Linked DNA regions of Homo sapiens: all the other regions are linked to region 4. A link is a loop called in an ENCODE intact Hi-C map of the cell type or tissue named here. Cell type or tissue: OCI-LY7. All regions are shown on one strand.

Evidence for each region. A loop is a pair of places that touch in the nucleus more often than their neighbours do. Peaks named below come from ENCODE experiments on the same cell type or tissue, not always from the same donor. Only the 100,000 strongest peaks of a DNase experiment are listed, where the experiment ranks them.
Region 1: it touches region 4 in a loop (2.9-fold over the local background); 5 of 110 quality-filtered maps call a loop at or near these places.
Region 2: it touches region 4 in a loop (6-fold over the local background); 17 of 110 quality-filtered maps call a loop at or near these places.
Region 3: it touches region 4 in a loop (2.2-fold over the local background); 66 of 110 quality-filtered maps call a loop at or near these places.

Annotation. Positions count from the first base shown.
Region 1 is chr3:9,479,642-9,484,641 of GRCh38, reverse strand. No RefSeq gene overlaps it. Among named protein-coding and RNA genes, the nearest start is that of LHFPL4, 72 kb to the left of the region's middle. RefSeq lists a silencer at 1,211-1,411. In OCI-LY7, no CTCF peak of the experiment used is centred here; no DNase peak of the experiment used is centred here.
Region 2 is chr3:9,498,350-9,503,349 of GRCh38, reverse strand. It overlaps LHFPL4 (LHFPL tetraspan subfamily member 4), which reads left to right. Exons shown (of 4, transcript NM_198560.3): 4 at 1,039-4,989. The coding sequence ends at 1,139. Among named protein-coding and RNA genes, the nearest start is that of LHFPL4, 53 kb to the left of the region's middle. RefSeq lists a silencer at 1-105 and an enhancer at 1,299-2,024. In OCI-LY7, CTCF peaks have their summits at 2,436 and 2,635 (motif pointing left); a DNase peak (open chromatin) is centred at 2,639.
Region 3 is chr3:9,421,227-9,426,226 of GRCh38, reverse strand. It overlaps SETD5 (SET domain containing 5), which reads right to left. Exons shown (of 23, transcript NM_001080517.3): 2 at 1,701-1,760. Among named protein-coding and RNA genes, the nearest start is that of SETD5, 26 kb to the right of the region's middle. In OCI-LY7, a CTCF peak has its summit at 2,889; no DNase peak of the experiment used is centred here; H3K27ac peaks cover 1,332 bases.
Region 4 is chr3:9,351,388-9,356,387 of GRCh38, reverse strand. It overlaps a transcript of SRGAP3 not described here. Among named protein-coding and RNA genes, the nearest start is that of THUMPD3, 9.2 kb to the left of the region's middle. In OCI-LY7, CTCF peaks have their summits at 2,813 and 3,036 (motif pointing left); DNase peaks (open chromatin) are centred at 2,087 and 3,037; H3K4me3 peaks cover 771 bases; H3K27ac peaks cover 740 bases.

The sequences.
Region 1 (5,000 bases), 130 kb before region 4:
CAGCAATTTGGGAGGCTGAGGCAGGCAGATCACTTGAGGTCAGGAGTTCGAGACCAGCCTGGCCAATGTGGTGAGACCATCTCTACTAAAACTACAAAAATTAGCCGGGCATAGGGGTGCACACCTGTAATCCCAGCTACTCAGAAGGCTGAGGCAGGAGAATCACTTCAACCTGGGAGGTAGGGATTGCAATGAGCTAAGATCATGCCACTGCACTCCAGCCTACATAACAGCACAAGACCCTGCCTTAAAAAACAAAACAAAACAGACAAACCCCCTTTAGAATCAGCTTGTTGATATCTACAAAATAACTAGCTGGTATTTGGGTTGGGATTGCATTGAATTTATAGATCATGTTTAGAAGAACTGATATCTTCACAATACTAGTCTTCCTATTCATGAACACCTCTATTTATTTAGATCTTTGATTTTTTTCATTAGTTTTATAGTTTTCGTCATGCAGGTCTTATACGTATCTTGTTGGAATTACACCTAAGTATTTCATTTTAGGGTACTAATTTATTTTAATTTTATTTATTTATTTATTTATTTATTTATTTATGCATTTATTTATTTATTTTTGAGACGGAGTCTCGCTCTGTTGCCCAGGCTGGAGTGTAGTGGCGTGATCTCAGCTCACTGCAATCTCTGTCTGCTGGGTTCAAGTGATTCTCCTGCTTCGGCCTCCTGAGTAGTTGGGATTACAGGCGTCCTCCACCACGCCCGGCTAATTTTTGTATTTTTAGTAGAGACGGAGTTTCACCATGTTGGCCAGGCTGGTCTCGAACTCCTGACCTCAGGTGCTCTGCCTGCCTCAGCCTCTTGAAGTGCTGGGATTATAGGCGTGAGCCACTGCGCCTGGCCTTTGGGCACTAATTTAAATGGTCTTGTGTTTATTTTTTAGTATCAGAGTGTTGCTCTGTCATCCAGGCTGGAGTGCAGTGGTACGATCATGGCTTACTGCAGCCTTGAACTCCTGGGCTCAAGTGATCCTCCCACCTCAGCCTTCCAAGTAGCTGGGACTACAGGTGTGCACTACCATGCCTGGCTTTGTTTTAAATTTCAAATTCCATTTTTCATTGCTAATATACAGAAATGTGATTAACTTCTGCACAACAATCTTGTATCCTATAGTCTTGCTATAATTGCTTAATTAGTTCCAGAGGTCTTGGAGGGCTATTTAGGGTTCTTTTGGATTTTCTACATCAACAATCATGTCATCTGTGAATATGAAGTTTTATTTCTTCCTTCTCAATATATACCCCTTTTAGTTCCCTTTCTTGTCCTATTGCATTGGTTAGGACTTCCAGTACAATATTAAAAAGGAGTGATAAGAGGGGACATCCTTGCCTTGTTCCTGACCTTATCAAGAAAAGCATCTAGGTTTTTGTAAATGTTCTAATTGAGTAAGTTCCTCTCTACTTCTGGTTTCCTGAGATATTTGTTACTTTTGAAAATAAAGAATTTTTTTTTTTGAGATGGGTCTCACTCTGTTGCCCAGGCTGGAGTGCAGTGGTGTGATCTCAGCTCACTGCAACCTCTACCTCCCAGGTTCAAACGATTCTCATGCCCCAGCCTCCCGAATAGCTGCGATTATAGACGTGCACCACCATGCCTGGCTAATTCCATGCCGGGCTAATTTTTGTATTTTTAGTAGAGATGGGGTTTCACCATGTTGGCCAAGCTGGTCTCAAACTACTGACCTCAAGTGATCCAACTACCTTGGCCTCTCAAAGTGCTGGGATTATAGGTGTGAGCCACCATGCCCTGCCATTTGTTACTTTTTAATGTTTTACCTGCATGTCTTTGGCATACTTTGATTGTCTCTATAGATGTTATTCTGCTCATTTTTACTTGTAGCTTTTTAAGACTTGCGTTTTTCTGTTATCCATTTTTATATGAAATTAGTGATTTTGCACTTTTAAAAAACAGGCATGACTTATGATAGTTTTTCATTTCATGGTTGTATTCTCATTTTTGGTGTGTATGTGAAATATTGAAATATGGACTGTGTGAACCATAGCTATTTAAATTCAACAATTCAACACAGAATATGCTTGCAACTTTATGAACAATTGTTTCTCTCAGGAGTTAAAGAACAAGTTATTTAATATCTTTATATTATTTCTGTAAGGATAGTACATTCTGAATTTTATGGGATAATCATAATTTTATTTTTCAAAATACTTCATTTAATCTAATAAATTTAATCCCTCCACACCCCCTTCCTTCATTTTGCATGTCCTGTTCAGTTTGGATTCTAACAAGGAATTTTGGTGTGGGGCATTGTCCTGTAAGGGCTTTGAATTAAGTTTCTTAGGTCCAGACCACTCCAGCCCTTTCAGGCCTAATCAAGCATCCTTTGTACTCACTGCAAACGCCACCTAGTTTCAGCTGCTGTTCTCAAATTGGCTTGGTGAGCTTTCAAGTGAGTTTTTTTTTTTTTTTTGAGACAGAGTCTCGCTCTGTCACCCAGGCTGGAGTGCAGTGGCGCAATCTTGGCTCACTGCAAGCTCCGCCTCCCGGGTTCACGCCATTCTCCTGCCTCAGCCTCCTGCCACCACGCCCGGCTAATTTTTTGTATTTTTAGTAGAGATGGGGTTTCACCGTGTTAGCCAGGATGGTCTTGATCTCCTGACCTCGTGATCCGCCCGCCTTGGCCTCCCAAAGTGCTGGGATTACAGGCGTGAGCCACCACTCCCGGCCTCAAGTGAGTACTTGTTATTTTGAAGTTCTGAGATCCATCAGATGTGCCATTGCTTCCACTAGAACAGATGGTGATACCATGCTGGTCTTGTGGCTATTAGTGGTTTATCTCTACCCGTTTTTTGTTTGGGGGTTTCTGGGGATACCTAGTTTTGCTGTCAAGTTGTCCAAGGTTTCCAGGTTTCCTATCATGGCTGCTTTGTGGTGCTTTAACGGGTAATTTGAGAAATAGTAAAACCATGATTTCAGAATCCCTGCCAGTTAATTTTTTAATGCAGGAGCAGGTAAAAGTTACAAGAGCACCATCTCCTTCAATGACTATGCTCTCCTCCAAACTGTTTCCATCATCTATCTTTAGAACTGACCATTTTAAGAACCCCTGGCAGGCCAGGTGTGGCGGCTCATGCCTGTAATCCCAGCACTTTAGAGGCTGAGGCAGGAGGATCGTTTGAGCCCAGCCTGGGCAATATGGCAAGACCCTGTCTTTACAAAAAAATAATTAGCTGGGCGTGGTGGTGCAGGAGAATTGCTTGAGCCCTGGAGGGTTAAGGCTGCAGTGAGCTACGATTATGCCACTGCGTTCCAGCCCGGGTGACAGAGTGAGACCCTGTCTCTTAAAATAAAAACAGAACGAACCCTCGGTCAACTCCTTTCTCTGAGCCTCACAGCAGATTATGCGGGTTGTCATCAGTGCAGTTTAAAAGCAAAGGGCCTGCTTCGTTTGGACAACTGCATTTTTTTTTTTTCTTCATGGTAACCTCTGCTAAACAGAGAACCCTACACTGTCAAACTGACACCTGGGGGGCAAAAGGGCCAGACTGCTGTTTTTAAGACAGTAAAGGGTACCATATACTTTTTCAGCTAGGTAAGTGATTTCTGGTCATAGTGTCACAGCATCTCTAGCTGTTTCTATTTGTTTTCTGGGTTAACTGCAAAATTTCCAAAACTGTTGGTTTGGGTCTGCCACTTAAAAGAGAGAAATCTTGAATAAGTTGTATCTTCTGAACTTATACCTACCTTGCACATTGTTACATGTAAATGAGGTAGCTGATGACTTAAGTGGAGTCCAGGAAAGTGTAAAGTGACATAGAAGGTGCCACTGTTGCACTGGCCTCTTTAATTAATATTGTCTAGCTTCTATTTACACCAAGCTTGTCCAACCCACAGACCACGGGCTGCACGTGGCCCAGGATGGCTTTGAATGCGGCCTAACACAATCATAACTTTCTTAAAATATATATATATTTTTAAGCTCATTAGCTATTGTTAGTGTATTTTACATGTTGAATAATTCTTCCAGTGTGGCCCCGGGAAGCCAAGAAGATTGGACACCTCTGATTTACACCATATCAAAAGCAAAGTCCCTAGCAACACAGTAAGTACTTGAAAAGAATAGCAAATAGGTTAACTCTGAATGGGCAGTTGACTGTCTTACCTTGATATTCTCAGCACCTCAGATATAGCCTAGCACACAGTAGGTGTTCAGCCAATGGTCATGGAACAGAACCTTCCAATTATGGCAGAAATCAGTTAGTTTTATTCATTATCAGAAGCCCAGTGCTATAGCTGAAACACTGTACTAGGTCTCAATTTCTCATCTTTAACTTCTGGCATTTGGCTTGCTTTCTTCACAGAATTATGAGTCAAAATAAGACACTGTATATGGAAACACTTTCTAAAGATCATGCACACTATTCTCTTCCTAACCCAGGTAGAATCAGGTTGTGGTTGGTGGTAGGTTACCTAGGTATTCCTAGGGCATTTTGGAGGGATCTTCTAATAAAACAAGTGGTTTTGTTATGTTTCCACTTTCTATTTTCTTTTGAGACGGAGTCTCGCTCTGTCGCCCAGGCTGGAGTGTAGTGGCACGATCTCGGCTCACTGCAACCTCTGCCTCCTGGGTTCAAGCGATTCTCCTGCCCCAGCCTCCCAAGGAGCTGGGATTACAGGCACGCACCACCACGCCCGGCTAATTTTTGTATTTTTAGTAGAGACAGGGTTTCACCATGTTGTTCAGGCTGGTCTCAAACTCCTGATCTTGTGATCCGCCTGCCTTGGCCCCCCAAAGTGCTGGGATTACAGGCATGAGCCACCACGCCCAGCCTTCCATTTCTAAACTCCTTCAACTAATAAATAGCATCTTCATCTTTGAATCCCTTATGTGCTTTGCAAACTGCAGTCTACCTTAGTTACTCAGTAAACATTTGTCAAACAAATGTTAGAATACTGCCAATTCAATCCATTGGCAAGTTCTGCTGTGTACTTGCAAAACATATCCTGACTCCAATCACTTC
Region 2 (5,000 bases), 150 kb before region 4:
TTTCTCAAGAAGGGGTGTGGGGATGTGACTGATGTGAAGTGGGCCCCCTCGGTGTCCTTCTCCTCCCTTCCCAAAGCCCCCTAACAACTCAGTGTTAAAAATCAATGTAAAGGAGCCCCAGTTTTCCTCCCTTCAGTGTCCAGGGAGTCTCCGTCCCTCACTGGGAGTTCAAGATGAGTGAGCCTCCCACTTCAGTTTTAACCCAAAGACCTCCGAGCCAAAAGCCATGGCGCGCACCTGTGGTCCCAGCTACAGGCTGAGGCAGGAGGATCGCTTGAGCCCACACGTTCAAGACCAGTCTGGGCGATGTAACAAAACCCAGTTTCTATTAAAAAGAAAGAAATATATATATATATTTAAAGAAGACCTCTGGAACCAAAGAAAAAATAGATAAATAAATTGCTTCCATTTCCAGCATATTCTATGACCAAACACTGCCAAGTCCTTGGCTGTCATTATTTGTCTCTTTTTGACCCTTCGGAATTACCCTGTGAGGTAGGCTATGATCCTTATTTTGCAGATGAGAAAATCGGGGCTCAGAGAGGTTAAATGGCTTGCTCAAGGCCATCCTGCTGGTCAGGTGAGGCTAGGATTTCAGCGCTTGTGCAGTCTGCCCCTCTGCCCCTCTGACCTTTTTTTTTTTTTTGAGATGGAGTTTCACACTTTTTGCCTAGGCTGGAGTGCAGTGGTGCAATTTTGGCTCACTGCAATCTCTGCCTCCTGGGTTCAAGCGATTCTCCTGCCTCAGCCTCCCAAGTAGCTGGAATTACAGGCATGCACCACCATGCCCGGCTAATTTTTTGTATTTTTGGTAAAGACAGGGTTGTGCCATGTTGATCAGGCTGGTCTTGAACTCCTGACCTCAAGTGATCCACCCGCCTCAGCCTCCCAAAGTGCTGGGATTACAGGCGTCAGCCACCGCGCCCGGCCCCTCTGCCCACTTGTGCCCTGGGGAATGTGCAAGGAAAGCCTGAATGCCCAGGCAGCCTCTGACTTTCTCTAATTCTCTCTCCTTCTCTCTCTCTCTCTCTCTCTTAGATTTTGTGGGCTCTACAGTAAGCTCCGTGTTGCGGCCCGGGGGTGATGTCTCTGGATGGGGAGTCCTTCCCTGCCCCGTGGCTCACTCACAGGGACCCTGAAAGGCCAGGATCACAGCCCAGTAATTGGCCTGACCTCAGCTTGTCCTGCCTTCTGCCCTCTCGTCACTCCATTCAAGCTCTGAGGGAAGACCCTGATCTCAGACTTACTTCTCACCGACTACCCTGCAAGCTCCAGGCTTTGAGGAGAGGAAAGCCTGGATGTGGCCTGGGGGAGAGGAGAGGCCCTCCAAACCTTGGGAGGGTCTAATTCTTGCTCCTCCCTCAATTTGACCTAAGGGAGCCTGCATCTGCGTAGGCCCTTGGGCTTCTCCTCTCCTCTCTAGACTGGCCTGGAGGTCCCTGCAGATCCCCAGGGAGAGCGGAGCTGTAGTTCCAGCTCCCCAGGCCCCCTCAGTCTGGAGGGCTGCCGCCTGGCTGTATCCGCACCTCTTCTGGTCCCTGCCTCTTCAAGAAATTTATTCTAGATACTGCTCCAGGGTGGGCTGGACTCTTTCCTACTTTTTTTTTTTTTCTTTTTTGGCTGATGTTGGTTCCACCACATCTGCCACAAAGCTCCAGGTGCCACCAGTCTCCCCTGGGACCTCCTCTGCTCCATTCCGGCCTGCTCCCAGCTCACCCTGAGGGAGAGCTGCACCGAGGGATGCACAGGGCCCTGCTGTCAGCTGCAGACCGGGGCCCTGATCAGCCCAGAGTCAGAAAAGACTTTCAGGCTCTGGAGGTAGCGGGAGGGGGTACGTGGCCTCGGCAGTTGGAGCTTAGAAGCTGCTCAGCCCGGGCTGGCCTGGCCTCCTCTTCCTCTCTGCTGGAACATCTCACTGATGACTGAGCCCTTGACCTTGGCCTCTTTTGCCCAGGCCTCCTCTCTGCTGGGATGTCTCACCAATGACTGGACCCTTGACCCTGGCCTGTTTTGTACAGCACAGACTTCTTGGCCCTGTTGTCAGGGTTGGGGGTGTGGAGGGGACCCCAGAGGTGGGGAGTTGGGGGATGCATTACCCCTTCTGCCCCTTTTCATGCCCTCCATACCCCAGGCGTCTACCAAGGGCAGAGACTGTCTTGTCTCTTTGATACTTTTCTGCATAACTTGAACTTGCAGGTCATCTCTGAACAGGGTACCCCTGTCCCCCTTCCTAAGCCTTGTTACCCTGTCCCAGCCTCTTCCTCCTCCTGGCCCACCTCTCGCCTTGCGATATGCCCAGGGTCTGCACCTATGGGCAGTGCTTGGAGCCGAGGCATGAGTGTATGTGTATGTGGGTGAAATGTGTGTGCGTGTGTGTGCGCGTGTGAGCGTGTGTGTGTGTGTGTGTGTTGGGGGACAGGTGAGAAGTTTCTCCCCCCTCCACCCACTGTGGGGGCGTCTCCCTTCCCCTTGGCAGGGAGCAGGTGAGGGAGACTCCTGGTATTTTTTGAACACCCGTCATTCCCCTGTGGGTCTGGCGGCAGAGCCATCTCTCCCGGGGAGCCTCCCTGCCCTGGGGCCTGGACAGCTCCCTCAGCACTAGTTGCTGGTGCAGACCGGCTTCGTCCAGCGCCCCCTCCTGGCGGCCTGGACCTGCAGGGAAGGGGCGGTGCCCTGCAGGATGCCAGGGGAAGCCGCCTCGGGCCTCGGCGGAGGGGAGAGGGTCGCTTGAGCGCCATGTGTTTGCCAACCTTGTGTTCATTTCCACAGGACTTGGACCTGAGAGTTAGGGTTTCCAAGAAAGACCCTAGAAGTCCCCTGCCTGTCTCCCCACTCTGGACCCTAGCCGGAATCAGATGTTGGGACCTAGTGGGTTCCTGCCACCTGGAACTTACCAAGTCCCGACTTCACTCCTCCACTTACTCCTCCCGGGCAAAGCCTCCCCGCAGTGCTCTGGTCCCAGCGCTGGGCTCCCCTTCCCCGCCGGCGCCTTCCCGGACAGTCCAGTCGGCCTGGGGTAGGGGCGCTGCGGGACAGAGGGTCCGAGTTAAATGCGGGAGGATGCGGGAGCCCCGTGGGAGGGAGTTGGGGTAGGAGGGAGTTCCTCAAAGATGCAAACCAAGCCCAGCGTTGGAGGGGGAGAGCAGAGTTAGGAGAGAGTGAGGGGAGGGGCGCAGCAAGCGACTGGGAATGGGAGAAGACACTGGGGTGAGGAGAAGAGGGGTGCAGAGACAGGGAGATGAGAGATGATTGGAGAAGGAGCGAGGGGGACGCACAGGCACAGAGAAACAGCGCGAGGAGGAGAGATCGAGAGAGACGGGGCAGAGGTGGAGAGAGATGAGAGACCAGCTGAGAGGCTGCCCGAGAGCTTGGGGTGGGGGAGGGGAAATGGATGAAAAGGCGGAAAAAGGACTCGGGAGCGGGGAAGAGGTAAATGGAGATGTGGGTTGGGGGCAAGAATGGGATGCAGAGGAAGGAGAGGAGGATGAAGGAGCCAGGATGCGGGGCAGTGGGGAGGGGGTTGCTATCTGGGCACTGGGTGAGGGGAGAGCTTGTTCCCCCAAGGACGCCTGCCACCAGGTGTCCTTGCCACACCTTGTTCCCCAAGGACACCCACCAAACCTGTGCCCTGGTGCGGGGGATAGAACTGACCTTTCAGAGGCTGGAGGCCCGGGGCACAGGCAGCCAAGGCCGCATCCTTTTGGGAAGAACTGGAGTGAAGGAAGCCACTTCAGAGGACGTAGTGGGTCCAGCTGACTTAGGAGTGGGTCAGCGCCGGGTGGAGAGGAGGGAGGCTAGTTCCCTGGTGGGGTAGCCTGGCAACATTCCCATTCCACCGCACCTGGCCAGCTGCCATCTTGGCAGAGCCAGGGGGAGATGCACCAGGGAGTTTGGAGTCAGGAAGGCAGAGTTGTGTGGGCTGAAGTCTGCGGGAACCCCAGGGTGACACAGGCAAGGGGTAGAAGTCAGAGTGGGGACCAAACCATAGACTGGGGCCCTGGGTTCTGCAGAGGTGTGGATGGGGCAGGTGGCAGGTGCTCCAGTGGGGGCCCCAGGTGAGGCCCTGATGGCCCTCCTGGGGCAATAAAGACATCATGGGAAGGGGGCTTTGTGGTTTGCCTCTGCTCTCGTCGGGCGATCTGGCTTTAGCCTTCAGGAGGAGGTAAGCAGAGGAGATCAGTGCCTGTTTCTGACCCCAGGAGGGCCTTGTTGGGCTCCAACCTAGAGCCTTCCGGCTTCAGGTCCCAAGAGAAGTCCCCCCCTAACTGTGACCCCCCTAACTGTGATCAGGGGTCTGCCATTGCCCGCTTTTCTCTGCCTGATCTGGGGACTCAGGAGAGGCCACGGCAGCCACAGCCTAGGGGTGGTTCAGTCCCTGGCCCACAGTCTGGTCAGTTGAGTCCTTCTGGGAACCGGGGCTATGAAAACTTTCGTCTTTGGGGACCGGTACCCATGAAGGAAAACTTTCCTGAGGGGGTGAGGACCAAAGAATCAAGATCCTTTTCAGGCCTGATAGCCAAGATGATGAGAACTTTTAGATAAGGCTGTGGGGAGAGTCCCTGGCCTTTTGAGCATCCTGCTTGGGCACACGGGGAATAACCTTTCTCCAGCTTCCAGTGTGAACTGAGAAAGAGAAAGGGAAACCCTGTCTTTGGAGAAGCTGGGATGTTCCCAGCACCAGAAACTTCTGCAGGCCCCTGCCTGGCCCACGGCTAACCTTTGGGTGGGACTGGAGTTTCCTGAACAGGGAACAAGGGAGCCTTCCGCAGAGCTCTGATGGGCAGGCCTCCGAGGGCCTGTGCTGTGTGCTGTTAGGATAGCTTGGTGTTGTCTATACCCCATTAGTAAGTTTTGTCTGAGTGTGTCCTCGCTGTTCATTGTCTAATTTGGTAACATTTATTTTGGTCCTGACCCCTTCTGCTGCTGCTGGGTTTAAGCTTCAGTGCAGGTGGAATGACATTCAAATAAAGAAACACTTTCTATCACCCACGCTGGCTGCC
Region 3 (5,000 bases), 70 kb before region 4:
AAAAAAAAAAAAAGGGACTGATGAACTTTTTTGCCTTTAGGCCAGTCTTACACATGTATGTTTCCTTTCCCTAACAGTATATCCAAACAGAGACCTTGGCAGTACATCTTCTAAGCCTTTGGGAAATTGAAGTAAAATCTGTAAATGATAAAACAAGAACACTCATCAAGTAAACCCAAAAGACAGTTAAATACTGGGGGCTGTTGGTCACTACTCTTTCTATTAGTCTTACTGTATAATTCAGATTAAAAGAAAAGCCCCAAAGCTGTCTGACCAGATAATCATATGAAAGTCTGATTATCACCGTACCTCCCCTGATCAGCAAAGGGAATCTGAATTGTTTTATATTTTCAGTAAAAGACTTAAACCAAAAACCGTACTTAATATCATTAAAAACCCTTTGTTGTAGCCATTACGACTGTACACCCATTTAAAAAATGCATGGTTTCACGGTGAAACCCTATCTCTACTAAAAATACAAAAATTAGCTGGGCATGTTGGCATATGCCTGTGATCCCAGCTACTTGGGAGGCTGAGGCACGAGAATCGTTTGAATCTGGGAAGCAGAGACTGCAGTGAGCTGAGACAGGGCCACTGCACTCCAGCCTGAGCAAAAGTGAAACTCTTTCTCCAAAAAAAAAAAAAAAAAAAGTACAGTTTCTAGATAAAAGACAAGTTATAAACCCAAGATGATAGTTGATATTTTTCCTAGAGCAATTTTTAAAAGATATACTAAAAGGAAAAGATGGAAAAGTTACTTCAGATAACATCTTAATGAGTGAATAAATGATTGCTACATTCACTAATGAAACACCAACCCAGCTATTTTGGATAGTTGATGAATCCTTAAGAAACATTAAGTCAGCCCGGTGCAGTGGCTCACGCTTGTAATTCCAACACTTTGGGAGGCTGAGGTGGGCGGATCACCTGAGGTCAGGAGTTTAAGACCAGCCTGGCTAACACGGTGAAACCCTGTCTCTACTAAAAATACAAAAAAATTAGCCGGGCACGATGGCGGACGCCTGTAATCCCAGCTACTTGGGAGGCTGAGGCAAGAGAATCGCTTGAACCCGGGAGCCGGAGGTTGCAGTGAGTCAAGACTGTACCATTGCACTTCAACATGGACAACAAGAATGATACTCTGTCTCAAAAAAAAAAAAAAAAAAAAAAAGAAACATTGTCGGTAACTATAAATTTCTATTTCATAAAAATTATTCCATTTTCCTTGTGTCTAGTTTAACATGACTGTTTCATTCTTCTGATGAAAGCAACCATAATAGGTTAGCTTGACCATCTCATTCTAACTAATGCTTTAATAATGATGAGGCTTCTTAATTCAAATTCTGTTAATAATCCCAAATTTCTCAAATATTACCCTAAGAATAGTTCCTTCCCTAAGTAACTCTGTAAAATGTAGCTATTAAAATGTTAACCGAGGAACATTTAACAGATCATCTAAATGCAGTATTTTCTTATTATAATTTGTTTGTTTTTTCCTACCAGAATATAAACTCTATGAGAACAGGGATTTTTATCCACTGCTGTAGTTTCAATGGCCAAAACAATAACTGACACGTAGAGAAGTTCCAGAAATATCTGCTAAGTAAATTATAATCACAATTTACTACAACATGATTCCAGCAGTCATTAAAATGCAAAAAATAAAACAGAAATTAAAAGGATTTACTTGGGTCAGTCACCTTTATATAGACTTCTGAATATGAAGTCCCCCCAAATTATCTGCTAGTAGTTCTGAAGACCTAGAAAAAGTTGAGACAAAAATTAGTACAGAAAGAAATAACATTGATGAACACACAGAATGGAATTCTACAGCTATATTATGTTTCTGTATACTGTCTTGTTTATCATCCTACATCTATACTATCTCGTTTACCACCCTACGTCCATCCGGCACTGAATTTTTTGCCCTTTAATTTTTTATTTTTCCATAAAGCCAGAAACGAGATGGTAGAGAAGGAAATTATTTGACTTAAATGGTAAATACTTATGTCACTGGCTAATTTTTCCTCTTCCTTCAAATTAGAATTATCTCATTTTCCAAGGGATCCCTTCTTTTTCTCTCTCCTAAAAGGTGCTTCCCTTCTTCACTGAACACTTCTCAAATTCAGAGTTCTTTCTTTAACCCGATGTCCGACAACTGTCCAGCCAGACAAGGGGCCATCATCACCCATTAAATTACAAGTCCATATTTATTACTCCTTTCTTTCCCTTCATTCCACACCATCTAGTTTCTTGTCCTACTATAAAAAAGAGTGATAAAAAGGAGTCAGTTCTATTTGCGGTCAAATGGAAACATGCTTAAAAAATGGCGCTTAAATTAATTTTCTACCTTCCAAAAAGGAAGGGAAAATGATCAGTATCCTTTAAGTCTCTGGTGTTTTTTCCTAAAAGTCAAATTTAACGCTAGCCAGAGTTATTAACACCTTAAAGATTAACATATCATAAACATGAAAAGAGCTATTCATAGGATTCCAGTTACCAAGCATTAGAACGCATGCATTTCATTTATGTTGATGTTTTATGATTTCTAATTTTAAAAAACTGGAAAATAAACTATTTTTTAGAAACGATTTAAAATAGTACACCCAGAATTAGAGAAATAAAAGTATCAAAGTAACAGTAAAAGGAAGGAAGAAATAAAGTAAATCAAGGAAGAAGCAATAGCAAATAAGAAAGAAAAAAAGGAAAGGAGGAAAACAGCGAAATAGATGTGAGTGTACAGTAGGGGGTAAATGAATGCATCACAGTTTCAATTTATTATTAATTTAACTATTTCCAGAACAATCCATCAGAATCCACAGGAACACTAGTAAGTTCTTGGATTCAGAAACAGACACAGCCTGTATCTTCCAGTAGTACCGAGTACTCTCTTTAGGAGGTGCCATTTACATACAGTTTCTAGGGAAAAGGATGTTAAATAGAACATGCCAGAAATGTTTCTTAATTACCCCATCTTTTTAATTGGTTTCAGAAATGGCCAACAGTCTCTGTATCATCATTCTGACAGTCTCTTCTCTATATGACTTGCTGAAAGCACAAGACCTGTATGATCTCCCTGGTCACTCACAGAGAAGACAAACAAAAAGTGTTTTATGAACAATTCCAACAGATTTCAGAAGAAGAAATTGCATCAGACAGGTGAGGCGGAAGCAGCTGGCAGACAAAAGTCCAATAAACAACCAATCCAACGAAAGAAATTCAGAACAAGTCTGCTTCAGTAATCCTGTGAAGAGGACTGGCAGGAAGAGGAGTGCCGCTTCAGAAAGAGAACAGGCCTCATATGCTTCAGACAGTCTTTGTATTGAGGCTGTGGACCTTGGCCATTCTCCCAGAAATGATGCAATCCTGATGAACAAGATCTGCTGCCAGAGAAACAATTGTTAACAGCCTATGCAGACAGCAACTCAGCCAAGGAGCAATCTCTGATCAACTCTCTCCATAAACCAACAGAACGCCAAAATCTCTCTTCCTCAATTTCAGTGTCTGACAAAACATAAAGTGAACACAGTATATATTAAGATACATAAGAACAAGCCATTTTCTCAAAGGGTCCTTTTTCTTTTAATTCCTTAGGCTGTACAATATCCATTATTAAATTTCAGATAAAATACTGAACATTTTTTACTTTTATAAATACAATTATCCAAGCACATCAATAGTAATAACATAAATATGAAAATTTATACTTATTTTCCTCATTCTCATAAGAAAACCTTTTTGGGAGGCAGTGGCTTCCCTAAGCATAAAAACTGCTCTGAAATCTATCATCCAGCTATAACATTTCAAGTAAACACAAATATACATACACTCTAATTCAGAGACAGAAAGTATATTTCATAGATATTTTTGAAAGTAGATAAAAGTCAATGTTAAATATTGGCATCTATCAGAGAAAAGAGAAAATCTAATCTTGCTTAGGCTGACATATAAGGTATGCTGATAACAACCACTTTTTTGCAGGGCAACAATATTACTTCAGATCTTACTAAAGGATCAGATTATTTTCATCTTATTAGCCACGATTTACTAATTTAGAATCTAACTTAAAAATATCCTCAATTTAATAATCTTCCCTAGAATCCTCATCTCCTAGGCCTGGTTTCTTTTTCAGAAGTTTTGGTATCAGGTTTTTCACACAGTATTATAAAATTATAAAAAGTTATTTTTTTCTCACTAAATAAAAGATCCTGTATAAAGCACTTCTCTAAACTTCAACTAGCCAAAAGTCATGACTAACCAAATTTCTTCCTTTTGAAAGCAATAACCCTTAAACTGGGATTCATGAAAAAACACAAATATCTAAGATATATCCTGAAATAAATCTATTCAGCCCAATCTATTACTTCTATATACTACTAAATAACGAAAATGAACAGATATACAGAATAGCTCTGAAGCACTAAAAAAATCTTTAATAGGTCAATAAATGAATAAATTTAACTCAGGAAGAGAAAACACTTTTTGGGAATATTTCAAAAGGGTTAAAGTAGCTAATAAGTTTTTAAAAATCCAATTTCTGAACTTGATTATTCAAAATTTTGTTGTTACATATAGGCTGAATTTCTTCTTAAATACATCTATAGTTCTTCGATTTATCTTTTGAATGACTTTACCTTGTATGAGAATGAATGTGGCAGCTGCATTATATACTTATCTTCATCTCCATCTCAAAGTCAAATATCTCAAGTAAAATCACCGTAGCTGTACCATGACAAACAGCCTTTTACCTTAGGAGAAGAAAAGTATGCTAGGAAAAAGCACTCTTAGAGGCCAGGTGCGGTGGCTTGCACCTGTAATCCTAGCACTTTGGGAGGCTGAGGCAGGAGGATTGCTTGAGCCCAGGAGTTTAAGACCAGCCTGGGCAACATAGTGAGACCCATCTCCTAAAAAAATAAAAAAAGAAAAGAAAAAAAAGGCACTATATTAGGAGTTAGGAGACTTGAGTTCTAGCCTACAACATAATTAGTGACCTCAGAAAA
Region 4 (5,000 bases):
AAAAAAAAAAAAAAAAAAAAAAAAAAAAATTAGCTGGCCATGATAGTGCATACCTGTGGTCCCAGCTACTTAGGAGGGTGAGGTGGGAGGATTGCTTGAGCCTGGGAGGTGGAGGTTGCAGTGAGCCAAGATCGTGCCATGGTATTCCAGCCTGGGTGACAGTGAGATCCTGTCTCAAAAAAAAAAAAAAAAAAAGAAAAAAAAGTCCCATAAACAGGTCTCACGGTTCAGGAAATATCTCTCTATCCCATGTTGTTCACCGGTAGTATGTTACTGTGGTTTGAATGTGTGCCACCAAAGTTCATGTGTTTGAAACTTAAGCCCCATTGGAACAGTGTTGAGAAGTGGGATCTTTAAGCTGTGATTAGATCATGAGGGCTCTACCTAGATGAATGAATTAATGCTGTTATCATGGAAGTAGGTTAATTATTGCAGGAGTGGATTCCAGATAAAAGGATGAGTTTTGCTCCCTTCTCCCTCTCATGTGTGTTCTCTTTCCCTTCTGCCTTCTGCCGTGGGGTGACATAGCAAGAAGGCCCTCACCAGATGCCAGCACCTTGACATTGGACTTTCCAGCCTCCAGAAATGTGAGAAATAAATGTCTTTACTTTATAAATTACTTGTGTTCTAATGGAAGAAACAGATAATACAGAAAATATATACATCACATTTCTGTGGTAATAAGCATTAGGGAGAAAAATTAAGCAAGGTGGTTGGTGGACGGTGCTGGAGAGGTGGAGGAATATGTCTATTGTATGTCAGGTGGTCAGGTAAAGCCTCTTTGATAAGGTGACAAAGTAGACCCTGAATGAAACAACAGAGCAAGCTATTTAGATAGCCAGGAGGGGAGCATCCCAGGCAGAAGGCCTCAGCATATTCAGCAGGGCCTAGGAATAGCCAGGTGGCCAGTGAGGCTGCAGAGGAGTGAGCAGGATAGAGGTGGAAGAGAGATGGGATGGATACATCGTAGAAGTCAGTGTCTCACAAATTATCACCGTGCCTGACCAAAACAAACGAACAAACAGACAATCACTCTGGCTGCTGCCTGGACAATGTTAGGGAGCAGGAATGGAAGCAGTTACTAGGTGATTTCATTGGTCCAAGTGAGAGATGATGATATCTCAAACTAGGATATTAGGGGTGGGTGTGGTGAGAACTGTCAAATTCTGGGGTGTTTTGAAGGATGGGCTGTCATTGCTGGTGTTTTAGATTTGGGTTTGAAAAGAAAGGAGAGGAAGTTTGAGGGTCAGACTTAGCAGATTTGCTGGTTTAGAGTAACCATGTCCTGCTGACAGATGCATGGCCAAGAACGAGGCTAAACTGTCACAAAGTAAGTACAAGTGGGCACATATGCTCTTTATGGTTCTGGTTTATTACAAAGAAAAATGGTATGTTCGTTTATATCAGAAAGAACCAGATGACCTCCTTGGAAAATATTGACTAAAATGGATCTTGCTAGAAAATGCCAGTTTGAGACAGGTAACATTACATGTAGAAATTGAAGCCACTCATTTCTTTCTAACTGGAAGTAGTGGTTATATTAAACTAAAGAGTAAACAAGCATATGATTAAGTGTGATGATTCATATCAGATATAGTGACACAAATGAGGAGGAGCTCAGTGGTGCTTGTTCCCACAAACCTGGATATCTTTTTTACCTTAATGTCTTCCTATCCTTGCCTATTCTTTTTTTTTTTTTTTTTTTTGAGATGGAGTCTCGCTCTGTCACCCCGGCTGGAGTGCAGTGGCGCAATCTCGGCTCACTGCAAGCTCCGCCTCCCGGGTTCACACCATTCTTCTGCCTCAGCCTCCTCAGTAGCTGGGAGTACAGGCGCCTGCCACCATGTCCGGCTAATTTTTTTTGTGTTTTTTAGTAGAGACCGGGTTTCACCGTGTTAGCCAGGATGGTTTCGATCTCCTAACCTCGTGATCCACCCGCCTCGGCCTCCCAAAGTGCTGGGATTACAGGCATGAGCCACCGCGCCCGGCCTCCTTGCCTATTCTTAAAGTAAAACAAGGTCCTGGGTAGAAAGTCAGATAGCACAGCCACTCCCTTGCCCACCTTCTTCCTCTCCTGCAGAGAGAGGCAAGGACTGTTAGCCACTTCTGCTTTTCGTTTCTATGGTGATTACCTTCATGGCTCTAAAAGACACGTTTGTAGTGCCATTTCTTGCTTTTTCAATTTTTGCTATTATCTGCGGACTTTGTTATGGTACTTGAAGTTTAGCCTATTAACATTACCACCATCCTGTCGCCCCCTTCCTTCTTCTGCCATTATAGCTACAACCCAATGTAGTTTGTTCCTCTACATTAAATTTACCTTTTAAGTGTAAGGGATATATTAGTATTAAACATCTTCTTGTTCTGTCAGTTATGCACAGCATCTCTTGATCCCCCGCACTGTGAGACAAGGGTTTCATTGGCACTCCTGGCCTTTACCTCTCCTCCCTTCCTTGTACTCCCCAATCTATTTTGTTAAAAGAAGATCCCACTTGGCCAGTTGGATTCCTGTGGGGATGTAATTGAAAGAAGGATGCCCCTACACCTGCTTTTCATTCAGTACACTACTGAAATTCCATCTCCCCCAAGAAAACCTTTTGGGACCTCATTGAGAGATAAGAGATGTATCTATTAATATAATCTTATTAATGAAATAATAGCCTAGGAGTCCATGAACCTTTAACCCGAAGGACCTTTGTCCTGTCAGGTGTTAACAACTAGAGGGAAATACAATCAGCTTTGGCTGTGCTCTAAGCAAGCAGAGGCTTATTTACTTTTCCCGTGCCCTTTCAAGCCAAGGGCTATAAAACCGCTTTAGTAACATAACCCCTGTGAGAGCTTGTTGGTGGACTTAGTGCCATCACAGTAAATTTTCAAGAGAATGTATATGAAATTTATTCTTCTCCTTGAATTTCATGTTGATAAGTAAGTTGATTTAAAAGCAGCTCATTCGTTTGGAAAGGAACTGTATCCTTATAACTGAGATTACTGGAAGAAGGTCATGAGCTGGGGAATGCAGCACCCCTGCCACCTAGTGGTTCCTCCTGCTGAAACACTGCTTTTGCAAAGCACAGAAAACACAAATTGAGTTAGTATAGGAGTCAAATACAGCGAATGTCCTGAATCTGGGAAACTTCCATTCTCTCCTCCCTGTGTGATATCAGAGGAACGAAAAGAGCACTGACAAGGGAGAATGTTGTAGGTAAACATGGATAGCCATCAGGTCTCCTGCACAAAGGGGCAGCTGCAGGAAGCAGGAAGTGCAACAAATGAGCAAAGAAAGGGACAGGATCCCTCAGCAGTGGTCACTGCAGCAGCAACACGGTGCCAAAGGCAAAGCAGAATCACCAGCAAGATCAGCAGGGACAATGATGATAAAGCCACATAGGCTCAGCATCAACAACAGCCCTAGAGACTGTGGCCTTGGGACTGTAGTACTGCTTGATTCATGGTAAACCAATCAGGACACTCAGGGAACAACAACAGAAATCAGCATTTACAGAGCACATACTCAGTTGAGGCAGAGTTTTACCTGTATATCACATAATAGTCTATGGGGGTAGATATTCTTATTAGCCGTGTTATACAGGTGATGAAATTGAGGCTAACTAACTGGCCTAAAGTCACAGAGTTGATGAGACTTAGAGCCAAGATTCAAACGCACACCAAGGTGGCCTGACCCCAGCTGCAGAGCTCTTAACTACAGACATGCATTGCTAAAAGAAGGGGATATGATCCGAGAAATGTGCTGTTAGGTGATTTTGTCATTGTGTGAACCCATAGCCAGCTACACACTGTTAACAAAAGACCATGAGGCCAGGCATGGTGGCTCACGCCAGTAATCCCAGCACTTTGGGAGGCCGAGGTGGGTGGATCACCTGAGGTCAGGAGTTTGAGACCAGCCTGGTCAACATGGTGAAACCCTATCTCTACTAATAATACAAAAATTAGCCAGGCGTAGTGATGCGTGCCTGTAATCCCAGCAACTCAGGAGGCTGAGGCAGGAGAATCACTTGAAGCTGGGAGGTGGAGGCAGCAGTGAGCTGAGATCGTGCCACTGTGCTTCAGCCTGGGTGACAGAGTGAGACTCCATCTCAAAAAAAAAAAAAAAAAAAATGTCCATAACATCTGTGGAGGAAAAGGGGAGAGTTTTATTTTCTGTAAAAAACAATCTGCAGATTGGGGAAATGCAGCTTCAGGTGTAAAACAGAAGTGGGCTCTAAGCAGGGTGGAAAGTTAGAGATTATAAAGGCAAAAACTGCAGGACAGGGGAGGGTAATCAGGGGAGTCAGAAACAGAGTGTCGATTAGATGGCCTTAAAGCCCCAAATCACCAGTCTCTCTTAATTGGCTGGTTCCAGGTTGTCTGTTGGCAGGAGGTGGTCTTGTGGTGGTCAACTGGGGAATTCCCAGCTGCCGTTGTTTCCAGGAACTCTTCTTTGACTTGGTTGCAGAAAAACAGGTTTTGCAGCATTCTCTAAGGACACGAAGAGCTTGACTGCTCCCTCACCCTTCCATGGCCCCTTGGGTCTGTTTTTACTTTTGAGCCACAGAGAATCCATTTTGTCTGTTAACTGGGGGTATAATTTGACAACACCTAGGCTGTTTGATACAGCCTGTTGCTCCTAGGCTACAAACCTGACAGTATGTTACTGTATTGGATACTGTAGGCAATTGTAACACAATGGTAAGTATATGTGTATCTAAACATAAAAAAGGTACAGGAAAAATAGAGTATTATAATCTTATGGGACCACTTTTGTATATGCGGTCCATGCATTCACTAAAACTTTGTTACGCAGCACATGACTGTTCCAGGCTCTTCTTCTTCCCTCAGGGAGGAGGGAATATGGGGTTCAATCCCTCTAACTCTACTGACCTTATTGAGGGATGCTTGTGAATTGGGATCCCTTATTGAAGGATGCTTGTGAATTGGAACTCTAACGCGATTAAGATTGGTCCTAGATCTTCCACCAACTTGCAAAAGGATATTTAGCCTTT